2 separate regions of the Homo sapiens genome follow, and region 2 is linked to region 1. The links are chromatin contacts, found by Hi-C in ENCODE. All regions are on one chromosome and are shown on one strand. Each heading gives the region's core, a stretch centred on a gene start or an enhancer-like site at or near the end of the contact. The rest is flanking DNA. Distances are from core to core; before and after follow the strand shown. Region 1 holds the start of FAH (fumarylacetoacetate hydrolase). Region 2 overlaps IL16 (interleukin 16).

Region 1 (2,760 bases), core at 227-2,726:
TCTTCCAGACATCTGTAGTGGCTGCCCTGCACATTCTGATGTTGAAACAGCGGGACATGGTGTCTGAAAACACCTAGCCACACTCTAACGGATATTAATTCGATTCCCCTGAGAAAGCAAGTCAGAGCTCCCTACTGGGGTGTGCCTGCCTCTCACAAATGTTTCTGTCTAATGGATTTGTGCTCCCAGGAAAGGTGAGGGAGGACACATCTGCCGAGGGCAAAGTGTTTGAGGAGGGCAGAGGGAGGGCTCTGTCTGCAGAAAGGTTGTTGGCCATCACAAGTTAAGATTTAATGTGCCTCAGATTGTGTCCTCCAGGGGATTGAGTGTCCACTTTCTGTATCCTTGCAACATCTGGTCAGCCCGGCCAGATGTGAAACCACAAGTTGACTCTTCTAGACCAAAGCACTTACCGCAGACAGGCCCACAAAAGGCCAGCCACTTGCATCCAATGACAAGCCATGGGGGAAGGAGGGAACCCCACTTTCCAAGAAGAAGCCAACTGCCAGGCCCCTCGTTTAGCAAACATTTCCTGATTCTGGGGTTCTATGGCTTACAGAGATGAATCAGGAGTTTACCTTTAAAGTTGGGAGCAGAAATCTAAGCCAAAAATATCATCAACAAATCCAAGGGAATCTGCTTTTCCAACCTAGGGAACCTCTTATTATCTATTTGCTGATAAACCCCCAGTTTTCAAATACTTCTTTCTACCAATCAGACTACACTGACTTAGTCAAAGTTTGTTTCCCTGCCCTCTTTCTTCTGATCAGTAGGGGAATGCCAGGGAGCCCACACCAGGAGCTGAAAGAATTTCAGCTATAGGCAGAGACACTTGCCATCTTAGATCTCACAACTCTAAGCCAAGAAACGCGCGTGCCCCTCTGACCTGCTACGCATACCGGGTTATCATTTCCCGGGTTCTAGGGTTAGGGGCTATCCAGCGAGATGAACCACCAGCCCTGACCTGGCCTCTTGGGCGAGAGAAACACACCGCAACCACCTCGGAGTAGGCAGCATGCCTGTGTGCTGCAGCTTCCGGTAACAGAATCCTGCTTGCTCTGCTTGTCTGGGAGAGTGACACGATTCATTTCATTTTGCATTTAATTCTCAGCAAACCTGCGGACAATGAGGCTGAAAAGTTAAACAACGTGCACAGCTAGAAAGTTACGAGGCGGGACTCGAGCCCATAGGCACTCTCACGGAACGAATCTTAAGAGAAAAATGGCACAAGCCTCCATCCCGCCCCTCATTCCACTCCATTCCACTCCACTCCACTCCACTCCACTCCACTCCACTCCACTCCCTCCCCGCGCCCGGACGCCAAAGCCCCACTGCTCACGTCGCCTCTGGTCGAGAAGACGCCGTAGGGCAGGTTGTGGATGGGGAAGTCGGAATCCTCGGCCACCGGGATGAAGGACATGCTGAAGAGCACCCGGCACGGCTGCGGGCCTAAGGTGGCGTGCGGAGAGCAGGACTGAACTCGGCCGCTGTGGTCAGGCCCGGCCCCGCCCCCCTGCCCGCCCCCACGGCCTGTCCGGGTGACACAGCAGGGACCCCGGAGGCTCCTACCTGACTTTTGGTCTCACCGTGAACACCCCGCCCCCGAACCCCGAGCCCTGCCCCTCCCCCCTACCCTGACCCCCGCCAGCTCCAGGTCCTCCACAGTCTCGCCCGCCCTTCCAGAGCCCCGCCCCGCCCCTGGCCCCGCCCCCGTGGGCCTCAGGTCCTCCAGTCTCTCCTCCCTCCCTGAGCCCCGCCCCTCCCCTTGCCCCGACCCCGCGAGCCCCAGGTCCTCCACAGTCTCACCCTCCCTCCCTGAGCCCCGCCCCTCCCCTCGCCCCGCCCCTCCCCTCGCCCCGCCTTGCAAGCCCCAGGTCATCCAGTCTCTCCCTCCCTCCCTGAGCCCCGCCCCTCCCCTGGCCCGGGTACCCGAGAGTCCCAGGCCCTCCAGTCTTGCCTCACTCCCCGAGCCCCGCCCCTCCCCTGGCCCCGCCCCCGTCCTGATCCCCGCCCTGTCCGCGAGTCCACGTGGGGGAGATCTGGTTCCAGCCCCCGCTCGGGGCAGCTAGCTGGTCCTACCGAGAGCAAACCCCAGCTTAGCATTTAAGGCTCTGCCCTGCATGACTCCAGCCTCGCTCGCCCCGGCTGCTGCCCTGCTCTTCAGCTCAACAGAACTCTTGTCCGCTTCCTGGAAACACTTTCTCCCCAAGAGCTGCTCCCTGAGCTTCAGAAGAACACCCAGTCGCGTCCTTTCTGCCTTCATACCATGATGCTCCGTCCAGCTATGACACTTCCACTTGTATGTCAGAGAAGGGGACAGTTAGGCCTGTTTGGAAGGCTTCAATTAATGAGAATTAATATTCTAAAAAATATAACTCACCTGTTTCACATGCCAGTAGTAAAATGACGTTGACAAGATGCTCAACCTTGGACAAGTTACTTAAACTTTCTCTACCTCAGCTTCCTTCTCTGTATAATGTTGATGATAATAGTTCCTACTTCACAAAGTTGATATAAGAATGGAATGAATTAATATTTGTGAAGCACCTAGAATAGTGCCTGGCATATACAGGTTATGTGTGTGTGGAAAGAGAGAGAAGGGAGGGAAAAAGAGGAAAGGAGGGGAGGGGGATAAAGGAAAGGAAAGATAAAAGAGAAATAGGAGAAGAGAGAGAGGGAGAAAGAAAAGAAGGAAGACAGGAAAGAAGGGAAAGGCAGACTATCTTAGGGTGGGTTCAAGGTGTTATCTAATCACTCATG
Region 2 (2,793 bases), core at 120-2,619, 1.1 Mb before region 1:
CCTCATCTGTAAAGAATGGACCTTCAGGAGTCATGGGAAGCTTAGAAGAAAAAAAAAATGTATGTAAAGCAGCAAGCATAATTATTTTCCTCTCTCATTCACCCTGTCCACAGCCGGGCAGGGGGAGTGCCATGAAGTCAGCCAGAAATCAGCATATTGGACAGTGTGAGATGAAGTCAGGTTGTAGGACTTCAGGTAAAACAAAACAAAAAAAAAAAACAACAAAAAACAAAACAGGGGTCAGTGCTGTTCTGCAGGAATTGGTTGCTCCTTCTTCCCTTCTACTTCTCCATGGGTCACAGCAGCAGCACTAAGGAAGCCCAGCTAACATCCTGCCCCAATGCACAGTGTGCAAGTGTGACACACACACACACACACACACACACACATTACTACGGTACTTCCTAGCCTAGACGGGGACTCCCATGGAGCCAGGACACAGTCAGAGACTCCTATTCCAGTCTAGAGCAGGGGTCTCAAACTCAGATGCCTATAGGAGTCAGGCAGGTCCCTAAAATGAGCCAAATGGGCAGATGTGTGATAGGAACTGCAGAGCGCCAACGAGTACATCTGCTCAAAGGGTCAGCTCTACGTAGGCATACAGAACTAGCGCTACCAGATCACTTCCCTAAAGTCCAGGTTTCAATTCAGGTTTTATCATGTATAGAATTCAATATTTTTTTCATCACCATGCAGACCAAATAAAGTACACCTACAGGTTCTTGGGGCACCTGTTTGTACCTTGGCACTAAGGAGTAAACTTATGTCAAAGAATTCACTTGCTCAGCGTCACTAGAGCACCTGACTTGCAGCTGTCCCTATGATCCTAAGACTTGGAGCCCCTAAGACCCAAAGGCATGGAAGGATGAATGTACCTCACTGCACCCTCACCTCCAAGCCCCAACACTAGCCCAACTCTCTCAACTTTTACCCAAGTATCAGGTTACTTGCCTTGTAGAAGGCTCTTCTCATGTTAGAAAGCAAATACTCTCCCCAGAGCAGCTCAGGCAGGATGGCTCTTTGTGTTTTACACGCTCTGCCTCTGTTATTTCATTTGCACTGAGTAAGATCCTGGGGGATGATGGTCCCAGGTGACAAGTGAAAGCCACAGCGAAAGAATCTCAGCACAGCAGCACCTTGGGCTCATCAGACTCACCTACACTCTTGATGTGGAAATTGCAGCTATGAGGCCTCCTTGTATGGAAAACGAGAACCTCCTTATCCTCTCATCCTAGCCTGGATCATTCTAGTGCCAAAAGCCTACGGAGGCCTGGGGCAGCACCTAGAGGGTGCAGGACCCATGAGCCTGAGCTCATTTGACTGCTGGCCCCAGCTCAGCCTGGCCACTTCCTCCCCACACCCCTTTGGGTCATGCTCAGAAAACATATGGGAAGTGAGACTTTCAGAATGACTTGACTGAAGCGTGGGGGACTTGTGAGCCCTGGGATCAGCCACCTCTCCATGCACAGTGGAAATAATGAAAGCTCCAGGTGAGAGCTCTTGTAACCCACATTGTTTACAATGGACAGCATCCCACAACAGACACATGCCAGGACAGCAGCACATGGAATGTGGAAACAGCACTGAACTTGAACTTGGAGACAGAAAACCCAGGTTCTGTAACCTTGATTGAGCCTTACCTTTCTCATTTATAAAATGACAAAAGAAGATGCAAGAAGTCAATCTACTGAAAGTGGTTCACAAGCTAAAAGGCTCTCTTCAAATGGAAGGTCTTACTGTGGTCAAGTGCTACAGTGTCCCACCATCACAGGACGCAACCTGGGTCTGATGTGAGCAGGCTACTCAAGCTACTTCCCCTCTGGCCCAACTAAGGTGGCCACACAGCCATAATAAGCCATTGGTTACTGCAGATGCTTACAAAGGAAACCTACCTTTAATGTTGCTTCATCCAGAACCTTCACCTCCTCGATGAGTTTTTTTAATTCTTCTGAGCTCAGCAGGGAGATAACGGACTGACCAGACTGAAGGGAACTGTGGTCCCCATCATCGTCTTCCTTGGCTTCCGTGAGACCCTCTGTATATTCTCTCAGCTCTGAAAGGCTTTCATAAGGAGAAACAACACACAGTATGAACAACAATATTAAAAAGAGGTAACAGTGATTGTATAATTACTATGTCCCAGGTGTGGTGCCAAGCACTTATGTGCATATTATTTGATGCAACAAATCTATGAGTAGATACTAGCATACCTTCACTCTACAGATATTTCCCAGCAGTGTAAGAATAATAAATAAAACTAATAAATGCAGAGCTACTTTGATCAGAGGGAAGACCAAGCCCCAGCCCTACAGCAGGGACCCTATGGCACGTCTGACATCCTCTTGGTTCTGCATAGAAGGTCTCATCCATCTCCTAATTTCAACTGACAAGGAATCTGAGGGTGAGCATGGAAAGAACCTGCTCATAGTCAGAATCAGTGCCTAAGCTGAGACTAGGACCCAGACATCCTAACTCCCTGACGAGGGAGTTGAACCCACGTGCAGAGTACAAGTGGATTCCATTTGGAGAGTAAGAATTCCTGATGGATAATTTCCTGGCCTCATTCTGGTCTTTCTGAGTAACCGCAGGACATTTCAGATGTGCATCAACCTTCCAAATCTCCACAGGCGTATGTCAGCCCTCATGAGCAATTCACCAGGGAGCCAGTCCCACCTCCTACCTCCCAGCCCTCCTGAAGCCAGATGTTGTGAAAACTCCTCCTTAATGTGAAAGGCAGAGGTGTAATACCTACAGACAGACACACACACACTCAGACATCTGCACACACATGGA

The links. Hi-C counts contacts between places; a loop is a spot of excess contacts on that map. Pooled maps may share reads with other maps.
Region 2: a loop to region 1 is called in a pooled map, with 5 times the contacts of the local background. The contact joins the enhancer-like site here to the promoter of FAH in region 1. A Hi-C loop is called at or near these places in 2 of 37 single-sample maps with no recorded cell type and 11 of 50 pooled maps.

Annotation. Positions count from the first base shown.
Region 1 is chr15:80,151,715-80,154,474 of GRCh38, reverse strand. It overlaps FAH (fumarylacetoacetate hydrolase), which reads right to left and starts at 1,476. Exons shown (of 14, transcript NM_000137.4): 1 at 1,340-1,476. The coding sequence starts at 1,420. RefSeq lists a silencer at 1,488-2,047.
Region 2 is chr15:81,300,612-81,303,404 of GRCh38, reverse strand. IL16 (interleukin 16) reads right to left here. Exons shown (of 19, transcript NM_172217.5): 15 at 1,893-2,061. Among named protein-coding and RNA genes, the nearest start is that of STARD5, 22 kb to the left of the region's middle. RefSeq lists enhancers at 1-168, 1,510-1,599. Within about 2 kb of position 1,369, at least 13 of the 41 ENCODE cell types and tissues checked have a DNase peak (open chromatin) inside an H3K27ac peak, as active enhancers do.